Regions from separate parts of the Homo sapiens genome. Here region 2 is linked to region 1. A link is a contact called in ENCODE Hi-C or POLR2A ChIA-PET data. All regions are on one chromosome and are shown on one strand. The core of a region is the stretch at or near the end of the contact, and the rest is flanking DNA. Distances in the headings are between cores, read along the strand shown. Region 1 overlaps RORA (RAR related orphan receptor A). Region 2 overlaps RORA (RAR related orphan receptor A).

The links. A loop is a pair of places that touch in the nucleus more often than their neighbours do. ChIA-PET counts read pairs that join two places held with the same protein, here RNA polymerase II (POLR2A). Pooled maps may share reads with other maps.
Region 2: a map of endothelial cell of umbilical vein shows a loop between it and region 1 (6-fold over the local background). The contact joins two enhancer-like sites. A Hi-C loop is called at or near these places in 4 of 168 maps with a recorded cell type or tissue (Right ventricle myocardium inferior, endothelial cell of umbilical vein, esophagus muscularis mucosa and 1 more) and 1 of 50 pooled maps. POLR2A ChIA-PET finds 5 or more read pairs at or near these places in 4 of 52 experiments (BJ, OCI-LY7, Panc1 and 1 more).

What each region holds. Positions count from the first base shown.
Region 1 is chr15:61,029,111-61,035,011 of GRCh38, reverse strand. All of the region lies in intron 1 of RORA (RAR related orphan receptor A), which reads left to right. It overlaps LOC107984805 (a long non-coding RNA gene), which reads left to right. Exons shown (of 3, transcript XR_007064660.1): 2 at 1-173. Among named protein-coding and RNA genes, the nearest start is that of RORA, 200 kb to the left of the region's middle. Within about 2 kb of position 1,956, at least 3 of the 41 ENCODE cell types and tissues checked have a DNase peak (open chromatin) inside an H3K27ac peak, as active enhancers do.
Region 2 is chr15:60,991,411-60,996,864 of GRCh38, reverse strand. All of the region lies in intron 1 of RORA (RAR related orphan receptor A), which reads left to right. Among named protein-coding and RNA genes, the nearest start is that of RORA-AS4, 230 kb to the right of the region's middle. Within about 2 kb of position 1,607, at least 2 of the 41 ENCODE cell types and tissues checked have a DNase peak (open chromatin) inside an H3K27ac peak, as active enhancers do.

The sequences.
Region 1 (5,901 bases), core at 707-3,206:
GTTAAATATTTTCCATTGTTTTTTATGTGATGCTAACTTCATAGTTGAATTTTTCTGAATTTAACTTTTGTTTTTATGTTACCAGGAAGTACAATCTCCAGAAAACTGAAACTCCAGCTTTTCCTCCTTGATCGTAGCTTATTTTTCTTGGCTAACTTCAGAAAATTCTTCAAGTATGTAACACTACTTCCTTGAGTGGATTTTTTTTTTTTTTTTTTTTTTTGGTCTGTGATGTTTTTAGTGGAATCAACCAGGGTTCCCAGCCCCCACTATTAAAAAGAAAAAAGATTTTTTTTTTCCTTGAACTTGACCAACATGCACAATTATAGTCACACATCAGAGTTACACAGGATTACAAAATGTCTTTTGGATATAAATCTCAAATAAATTCAAACTTGAAGAAAAAGAAATTGGTAAATAATCCTCCCTACTGGCAGTTCCCCAGGGTTTTCTTCACAGACTATAAATATCACATAAATATTCCCTGACCTGTAAGCTATAACTTTTGGATGGATGTCAATGGTTTTTTAACAGGGAATAACAATGAACTGTAATTGTCGTTCAGAAGTGATCAGTTAAACAATTAGAAAGGCAACAGCTTTCAACTAAGATCCAGGAATAGCCTCTATATAGACTGACTCAAGCAGTCTGAGAAACGTAAGAAAATCACTTTGTGCCACCAAATAAATCAAGAATGACATTTTTAAAAGAAAATGCTAGATACTCCTTTTTTCCTTCTTTCAAACCCACCTGCTTCCTCTTTTTCCCCCTTAGTTTCAGTCCATCAAGGATTTTATATAGCTGCAATTTCAACACATTTCTTCCTTCTAGGATTAAACTGAAACAAAAAGAGCCTGTGTATGATACAGAACTTTAACAGTCTTTAAATAGCTTTGGCAAGCCTTCATTCTAGACCAGGACTGTCCAATTGAACTATAATGGAAGTGGCATATGTAATTTTAAATTTCCTAGTAACTACCTTAAAATGAATAAAAATAAATAGGTGAAATTAAGTTTGATAATGCAGCTTATTTAACGTAACATATCCAAAATATTTTGGTTTCAACATGTAACCAATATAAAATAATAGTTAATAAGATTTTTTTTTTTGAGACATGGTCTCACTATGTTGCCCAGCTGGTCTCAAAGTTCTGGGCTCAAGGAATCTTCCCACCTCAATCTCCCAAGTAGTCGGGACTATAGGCATGCACCACCATGCCTGGCTTGTTGATAAGATATTTTACATCCCTGTTTTCATACTAAATCTGGAAAATCTGGTGTATGTATGCACTTTACAGCACATCTCAATTCAGACTGGCCACATTTCATATGTGCAAAAGCCATGTGGGTTGGTGGCGACCAAATTGGACACCATAGCAAGTAAATAATACTTGAATAAGAACCACTATTAAGTTAATAAAATCTGTAGGCTTGAGTGTCTTATTTATATGGAGCTACTATCTAGGTCAATTTGGAGATAAAGAATGAATCACCCTCTGTCTCTCACTTGGTTGGTGATGGATTTGGAGAAAGAAAATGGCAGGAGGTCTTAACAAATTTGAAGGGTCCCACTGAGAGCAAAACTGGTTTTTGTTTTTTTTTTCAGAATAAAGCTATAAATTTGGGGCTCTTGAGTTTTGCTTGCAAGTGAGGACTGAACTGGAAGCATTGTTGGGGAGAATTAGTCCTCTCTGAACAATCTGAGAACAGAGGGAACATTTGGACTAAAGGAAAACTCAGCAGCACTCTCCCCTGATTGCCTGAGGCAGCTCTTGCCTCATGGAAGACCCGCTTTGCCTCTCCTGTTTGTTTTGTAGCCATAGACTGGAGCCTAAATTTGTTCCAAGCTCAGTGATCAACATGCACAAACTCCTTGGGGTATAGCCAAGAGAGCGTGGACTTTTATAATCTGATAGCCTTTGGTTTGAACAGCTGGGTGACTTGGAGCAAATTGCAGATCTGAATCTGTTCCCCGCTCTGTAAAACAGGAAAGGCAATGCCTACCTCGCAGAGTTGTTTGAGGAGTAAGTATCATAAAGTATTTAAAGCACCTGGCAAAGTGCCTGACACATAGTAGGCAGTCAATAAATTATAGCTATTATCATAATATAAATGTATACGCATGTAATATTTATATAGACATAGGTAATAAGAAAGGATTCCTTATTTTATTATTGTTCCAAATTGCTGCTGTGGCCTTATGCAGAAGGATCCCCTGTACTGCTCTTTGACCCATAAATGAAAACTAGTTTCCTAGTTTATGATCTTGTATGAAGATAATTCTTGCTGAAGCCAGGGCAGGAATAGGTAGATGTCTGGGCTGTGTTAGAAAACTCTTAAGCATTTGTTAGACTTAACTTTGGCCTCTTTTCATTGTTTTCAAAATGACTTTAGTTGTGAATGTAAAATGTTTCTAATATCCACCCTTGGTCCAACCTGGGTGTGTGATTACACTCCATATGATTGTCATGTGAAAAGGTGAAGTGGGCAATTTTGGTCTACTCCGTTGATCAAATATAGAAGTTCTTGATTTTTACCTCTTAGTGGCTTATAGTTTGAAAACCAACTTTTAATTTTTTCTCTTCTCTAATTCACTTTCAAGGTTGTGAGTTTAGCCAAATTTCATATGACTCAGTCTCATGCCCAGAAGGGCACTATTTGCAGGATTCTACTTGATTTGTGTATTGGGGGAGATATACCATTCTTCTTCAGTTCAACACTTCTGGCTTTAAATTACATTTGGGTCACATTTTATAGCTTTCTAAGGGATCTGTACAAATGGTAACCACAACTGGTAAAATGTGATGTAAGCTACTTGGAAGGGTTTTCTTTGGAATCCTACGTAATTTCAAGTACTCTGCATGTAATTTTGCTAGCCAGTCAATTAACTGAAGTGTTCTTCATGGGTAGAGCATGTGCTGAATTTGACATACATGCTTACGTGCAATAAGTCCCTTTCACAGTGTACTTCCCTTGTGACACAAAAAGACACTATTTTGAGACAAACCCTATCAGGTAATCAGCGATAAAATGACCATCCTTGGCAGATTAGGTAGGAGGAACATATATCTTCCAACTCTTCAGAAGAGAAGTAAGTGATAATGAAAACAAAATTATGAACAGTTTTACATAGTACACATGAACTTCTATATATAGTCTTTTGCATAAGAAGAGTCTCTAACCATTCCTGTGGTTCTTCTGTCATCCTCTCCATTTGCCCATCGTCGTGGAACAAGTAATAGCAGATTTATCCTTCCACGTCTTTCTCTTTGCTAATACAGATGTACATATGCATGGATACACATTTATAGGGAGTTCCTCTCTTTTTGGTGTGGAAATAGCATCATACCATGCATATTTTTTTCCACTGAACAGTACATCTGGCATACCTCTAAAAGTCAGTAGATATAGTTGTAACCCTTATCCTCCCCCAACCACCAATTTGCCAAGAAGAACTTTAACTACTTCATACATGTATGTCTAGAACATACACACAACCACATAGTACAAAACTTCAGCAACAATATCCCAGGAAGTTAGTTGCTTGCTGAGCTAAGTCAAGTCCTGGTTCAAATATGCATCTCAGGAAAACCAGACCAAGAGTGTTACCACTTGGTATATAATAGAAAAGAAATAATGCAAATAAATAAACTGGAGGCATAATCTCTTTTGAGCATTATAGATCCCAGATGAAGACGTGTGAAATAAAGGCATCCTTCACCTAGAGATCTGAAAAGAAAATAAATATAAATTACACTTTCATAAGTATCCCATTGTTTCACAAAATTTGGTATTCAAAAGGAATTTTTCTTTATATCATAATTGAGTTTCAGCTAGCTAATAATACTTTTGGATTTGATATTTTTATGCCGTTGTTTCTCTTACCCCTTTCTACTGCTCAAATCTTGTCAAGAGAGTGACAATTTGTAAATAAATTCAGTTTAGTTCAGTTAAACAGTTACTGATGTCAACTGTTTTGGTCTTGAAGTACTTGAATAATGATATTTTAAATAACCTGGGTTTTTTAATTAAAATGAAATATACATGTGTATGTGTGCATATGCATATTTTTTATACACACATATACATATACATAAACTGACTTTCATAGTTTTGTGAGTTTTAAACTATATTTTTCTAATATCCTTCACAATCATTTGCGTTTTTCTCAAAATTAATGGGGAAGAGATACTATAAAGTATAGCTTATCTTTTATTAGAAATAAACTTGCTTAGTAAGTTGGATATACACGCAACCTTAAAAATCTGTTTTAGATGCTACATTTTTTTCAGTTCTCGAATGTGCTTAAAAGTCACGGCATTGTTTTGTTCATAATCACCATCCTGTTATGGGCCCCAAATATGCTTGGCAATCTTCTAATTCTCTGATTGACTCATTTTCTCACACAACATGACAACTGTTTTAAATTTCTTCTCAAACTTCCTGTGCTTCAACTCTTCCTTCTCAGGACCTGTGCACCATGGATTATTCCTTCTCTTCTAAAACCCACTCTACCTCTCACATGGGTCATGCCCACTGGCTTACAGAAAAGTAACAAGACTAGTACAGATAAACTTAATTTTCTTCTCAATCATCTGAGAATAAGTTGCCAACCTCATGCCCCAATACCTGGAATACTTTAGTGTGTAATCCCTGTATACAAGGATATTCTCCTGCATATACATAATACAACCATCAATATCAGCAAATTAGCACTGATACATTATAACCTTCAAATCCTTTGACCCCGTTCAAGTTTCACCCATTGTCTCAATCAGGTCCTTTATAGCCAAAGGTACTAGTTCAGAATCACCTATTACATCTAGTTGTCAGGTCTCTTTAGTTTCCTTTAATGTGAACACTTCCTTAGCGTTTCCTTGACTTCCATAACCTTGACACAGATGATGACTCTAGGTCAGTTACTTCATGGAATGACCATCACTTTGGGTTTGTCTTATGATGAGATTCCAATTATGCAGTTTCAGGCTATGAAGTGTCAGGGCTCCTCAGAGCTCAGTCTCAAGCCTTCCTGTCATCTCACTGGGGCAGGATCATGCGTACTTATGCCTCCACTTGTCTCTCTTTAGGTGAGCCACAGATCCCCATCTCAAGCCCAGGCCTCTCCAGTGAGCTCTGGAATCATTGCACCCACTGTCTTCCTCGTGGCCCTTTTTGGATACCAAAGGCTTTGATCTCCATGTCTAAAACCAGACTCATTGTCTCCCTCTGACATCTTGGGCCTCTTACAGTGTCCTGTCTCCCATGGGTGCCACCACTATCCATCTTGTTATAAAACATGAAAACAAGAATTCTTTCCCCTTCTTTACCCTCAGATCCAGTCTGTCACCCTGTCCTGTTGATTTAACATCTTACACATCTTTCTAATCTCTTCACTTCGGCCCATCCATGCTACCTCCACCTTTGCCTTGGACTTTTGCAGCCTCTCAACTGGCCTACACATAAGCTTTCCAACTCCCTCCCGTCTGTACTCCTTACTTTAGCCAGAATGATCTTTTCACAATGTAAATTCCATTGTGTCCTTTCCTCTTCCCTCCACCTCTTTCCTGCTTAAAGCCCTCCAGTGCCACCCATTGCATTTAGGATAAACAGAACATCAACATGGCTGGCAGGGCCCTGTGTGGATTTGCTCCTGCTTCCCTCCTCAGTCTCATCTCAGGCCTGATCCTCCCTGGCCTTTTTTTTCTGTCTTTCCAATGGTGCTCGTCATGTGTCCTCCAACCACACACAGGAGCTTTGCTCCTCAGCTTGTCATTTCCCTAGGCTTGCAGTATTTTCACATAGATTTATTGGGATATAATTCACAGACCATCTGGTTCGGGTTGGTGTTTAGATGTTTTTTTTTTTAATTCACAGACCTCACAATTCACCCATCTAGAGTGT
Region 2 (5,454 bases), core at 358-2,857, 38 kb after region 1:
GATCTCCACTCACTGCAAGCTCCGCCTCCTGGGTTCACACCATTCTCCTGCTTCAGCCTCCCGAGTAGCTGCGACTACAGGCGCCTGCCACCACTCCCGGCTAATTTTTTGTATTTTTAGTAGAGACGGGGTTTCACCATGTTAGCCAGGATGGTCTCGATCTCCTGACCTCGTGATCCACCCACCTCAGCCTCCTAAAGTGCTGGGATTACAGGTGTGAGCCATCGTGCCCGGCCTGAAGATATTATATTGTATTTAAAGGGTAACTGATGATATGACACAATGTATGTATTCCCTGTGCATTTTTACTGTAGCTGCCACTTCATTGTACTGGTGTAGACCTCAATGTGTTACTGAAACAAAAGACCTAAAATTCTTTAATTTTGAATCAGATATAATGGAGATACAACAAAGTATACAGATCTTGTGTTCAGTTCAGTGAGTTTTGACAATCGTATATACCCATGTAACCACCAATTAAAACAAGATGTAGGGCTGGGCGTGGTGGCTCATGCCTGTAATCCTAGCACTTTGGGAGGCCGAGGCAGGCAGAACACTTGAGGTCAGGAGTTCGATTCCAGCCTGGCCAACATGGTGCAAACCCCGTCCCTACTAAAAATACAAAAATTAGCTGGGCATGGTGCCACATGCCTGTAATCCCAGCTGCTTGGGAGTCTGAGGCTGGAGAATCACTTGAACCTGGGAGGCAGAGGTTGCAGTGAGCTGAGATCTCACCACTGTACTGCAGCCTGGGCAACAGAGTGAGACTCCATCTCAAAAAAAAAAAAAAAAACAAAAAACAAGATCTAGATCATTTCCATCCCTCTAGAAACTTTCCTCACATAAGCTCCTAAATATCTTAGTTCCTCATTTTTGTTCTTTTTATTTATCAATGCATAAACAAGAATCACTGGAAAGGGGACAATTTGATAAGCAAGGAACTTTCACAGCTACCTGCAAGAAAACGATTTTCCCCTTGAACTTGACTCAAAATATTGACTGCTTTTCTTGAACAGAATGGTCAGATGTGCGTTCTTTTTTCATATTCATACTCTGTGGTGGACATAACAATGAGGACATAAATATGTGGGGCGTACTATTTGGTGTTAGTGAACACTTACAAAGAAGCCTTCACTGTCTTGTAGGGAAACCCCAGGGTATTCTGCCAGCATATCACGAGACTCTGTGGACCAATGCAGTGATTTGAAAAGGAATACACATCAGGCATTTTTGAGGGGGTCTTGAGTTGGGCTATCAGATCTGTGCTCAAACGTCTGGGGACAAGAGACCTTGTGCTATAGGCTTTTTACTAAGTGAGCGGGAGGAAGCCCCACCAGTTTGAAGGAAGGAGACCTGGTCAGGGGGAGGAAGGGGAGGGGAGGAGGAACAAATGGAGGAAGATGCTTCTTCCAAGGTCACGCCTATCAGAATGTGGAGCCAGGAAATAGAAGGGAGCACCCATGAGGCCCTGAAGGCCAGGAGGCCTCGCGCTGGCCGAGAATCATTTGAGAACACTCGGGAAGCTCAGCTGCCACACCTGAGGCAGGCCCTCATTTATCTGAGCCTCTGTACCCGGAGTGCTAACAACCAGCTCAAATTGGCTGATTTTTCCACATTTGTCAGGGAGCCAGCTGCACTGGCTCAGCTGAGCATCTGCGGAAAGGAAAGAAGAGAACCAGAAAAAAAAAGAAAGCTTTTAAGTCATTATTCTTATTCATTTCCCTATTCTCTGCCCCACCCTCCCAGTCTCCACTGCCATGCCTCTTTCTTCTTCTTCTTCTTTTTTTAAAAATCTTTTTATAACAATCTTTTCCTTTATGCGGCGAGAGCCATTGGCATCCTTCCAGTGACCTGTCTGTAGAGAGACACTCCTCCCTTGTAATTAGGCCTTTGTTATACCACTTCCTGATTTTCTTCTCTTTCTTTCCCTTTTAAAGTTTCTGGCCCTTGACACCCCAATGCCCCAATAGAATATCCACACTTGTTAAAACGAAGGGTCTTCAAAAGGTTGGTAAAGTTGGCTTTCTCAAGGAGGCCTGTGAGTTCATTCAGGCCTGTGGTTACAATGGGCTAGGGCATGGAAGGACCTGAAAGAAGACGTATGTTGAGTTGTCTTCATTCTGGTTTCAATCTCACCTACAGTGCCCTCTCACCATCCTGTTCCCCGCTCTTGGACCACTTGATTTCTGGTCACAGTTTTTGCATTCCGCTATTCCTGGGCTATAATCATGTAGGCTTCAGGGCAGGAGGACAGGATTTCTCCTTCTCAAATCCTCCTACAAGGACAGAAAGATCTGGTACCCAAAGAAGCAGGGAAAGGCAGAGATGGCAACAGGAAGCCAGGCTAATGGGCCTAGACCCCTTTTTCCTGGGGCTCATGAAATGGTAGTCAAAGGAGAAGGGAGGGGTTTTGAATAGGCTTGAGAATGGAGATGTAGGTCTGGTTATTTACACAAACAATTGGTTACGTTACATTCAGTTTCTTTTAAAGAAAATCGGTAGCAGAATATTTACAGTTACAGCTACTACATTTGAGGAGATTCGCCTTGGAAGCCTCTAAGTGTAATCACTGAAGTTTTTGGAATATAAAGAAGAAATTATGAGGGCTTTTCCCATCAGGATTAGTGCCATTCACTTCTGTTCTCTTTGTTTTGAAATCTGTAATGCAAAAATAAATAAATGCCACACAGCTTAGATAACCACTCTTAGTGACCTCTGTTTATCTGAGGTAGCTTTCAGAGATAAACCTGTTTGTCCAGTTCAAACTTGGACAAAACATTGAATTTTTAATATGCCCAGACTCATTTCATGATGAACCCAAAGTTTTACCAAGTTACTTAGTGCATTTATACCAGATGAGGGTAACACATGTTTTTTGCCCCTTTTATAGGTCTTAGAATTTTTAGATAGAGATTATATTTTATTTTCCTTTGAAAATTATGTATCTAGGTAAATATTATAGGGAAAATGTTTTATCAATTTACCTTTGGTGTACAGGGATCCACCCCCTAAATTGTCTTTATCCAAGCTACTAGTAGCACTGTTTGTGGGTGTCTAAGAATACCAAATGATTTTGCTGATGGTTTAAAAGATTGCAGTTAGGTTCCTTAGAAAAAGGAGTTGGACTGGTTGAATGAGAATTAAATGCGGTACTGATCATAACAATGTATCTACAACATTTAAGGTAGATCCCAGGTCTTTTTTTTTTTTTTTTTTTTTTGAGATGGAGAGTCTTGCTCTGTCACCCAGGTTGGAGTGCAGTGGCGTGATCTTAGCTCACTGCAACCTCCGCCCCCTGGGTTCAAGCAATTCTCCTGCCTCAGCCTCCAGAGTAGCCAGGATTACAGGCATCTGCCACCATGCATGCCTGGCTAATTTTTGTATTCTTAGTAGAGATGGGGTTTCACCATGTTGGCCAGGCTGGTCTTGAACTCCTGACCTCAGGTAATCCACCGACCTTGGCCTCTCAAAGTGCTGGGATTACAGGAGTGAGCCGCTGTGCCCAGCCGATCCCAGGTCGTTAACTTGCTTTGTAAGTTTCTTAGCCAGTCTATAAAAGGGGGACAGTAATACCTTCCCCACAATAATGTTATGAAGGTCAGTGAGATCCCATATGTGAAGTGCCTGAGGAAGAATACTTGGGACATGACACATGCTAGAAGAATGCACAGATTTAGCCATTTCTCAGAGACCTGCAGGGTACTTTTTCAACTTGGAAATGTTACCACTATCCAAGAAAGAGCTGAGCTTAACATAATAAGAATATTGTAAATAGACAGCTATTACCTACACTGTTAAGTAACCAATGCCAAGGACAAGTAAGTATGGCAGAAGAGCTTGATCAGAAGCTCATGCTTTCCATTTCAAAATAGTCCAGCACTTTGGGAGAGGGGGTGGGTGGTGGGACCTCTGCAATTTATGGATCAGTAGTTTCATGCTGAAGCACTTGAAGTTTTTTGGTATGCGGATCCAGGAAAGCCATTTTTCTATATGGCTTTCTCTTTTAAGTATCAGTGTTTTAAGTATCAGTTAAGTACTCAAACCAGACCGAAGTAGACTTTATATTTAAAGCACAGATTGACTTTTGACTTACTTAATGTCTACAGGTGCATTCTGATTTCCAGATATACATCCTTCTCTTGTATCTTTGTAACCTGTGTGAATGGCTCTCTGAAAACATCCACGGTGTCAGAGGCTCTGACTGTGGGACAAGGGATGACGACAGATGAGTAGATGATCGTGGAGGTAAAGCTTCCCTCTCAGAACTGTAGTGGCAATGAGGAGAAGGAAGTGATCCCACGGTAGCTTGCCATCTATATCTAGGCCTGGATACCCACTTGTGGGGGATAGGAAGATCTAGTCTTGACTATTCTTTGTTCCCATTCTTATATATGTTGTGTCTGTAGGACCTACCCTACATGGGTTGTAAGGGCAAATTTGTAATGTATGGGTCGTGTAGGCCCTTTATCCTATGGCAAGCATAGGAAATACAAGTACCTAGATTTCCCTCCGTAAGTGCCAGTGTTTCTTAAAATCTTAGGTTAACTTCATCATAGCTCCGTGCTTAACCAGAAATGAATGGGGCCTAAATCCTGGCAACTAGTTGAAATTGTTTTAATCAAGTCTTCCATTTTTTCCTCTTCTCTCCGTCATTCCAAACCCGTGGGCCTTCTTTGTGCCATTTCCTCCAGCAGGAATCCATTTTTCTTCCTTGTTTGAAACTCTGGTGTTTATTAATACAATAATGTGTAAAAGCATACATTATAGTACTAACAACATTTTCATATGGATCTTTTTTACTTAACACTATTTCACATCTGCTTCTCCTTAAATCCAAAGACTTGATTTTATTTATTCATTTACCATAATGTTCTTATTTCTTATTGTTAGACATTGAGGTTGTTTCTAACTTTTTACCATTTTATTTTACTTTATTTTATTTTATTTTATTTTATTTTTGAGGCACGGTCTCGCTCTGTCACGCAGGCTGGAGTACAGGGATGCTGTCATGGCTTGCTATAGCCTTGACCTCCTGGGATCAAGCAATCTTCCCTCCTCATCAACCTCCTGAGTAGCACAGGTGCTTGCAGCATCAAGGCCGGATAATGTTTGTTTGTTTTTTGTTTTTTGGCTGAGATGGGGTTTTGCTATGTTGCCCAAGCTAGCCTTGAACTGCTGGGATCAAGCAATCCTCTCGCCTCAGCCTCCGAAAGTGCTGGGATTACAGGTGTGAGCTGCCAACACCCCGTCTTAACTTTTAAATACCATTTTATATTTTTTAAAACTTTACTACTTTTAAACTTTTTTCATCTTTTGAGCCATTTTTTTAACAAAAACTCTTAGAATTATTGTTATTAAGACACAAACACTCTTAAAGCTTTTAGGACTTTTGATATGTATTGCCTGTCAAGTTAATTTTTGCATGTCTAAAGTGATCCAGAAACATCCTCTATT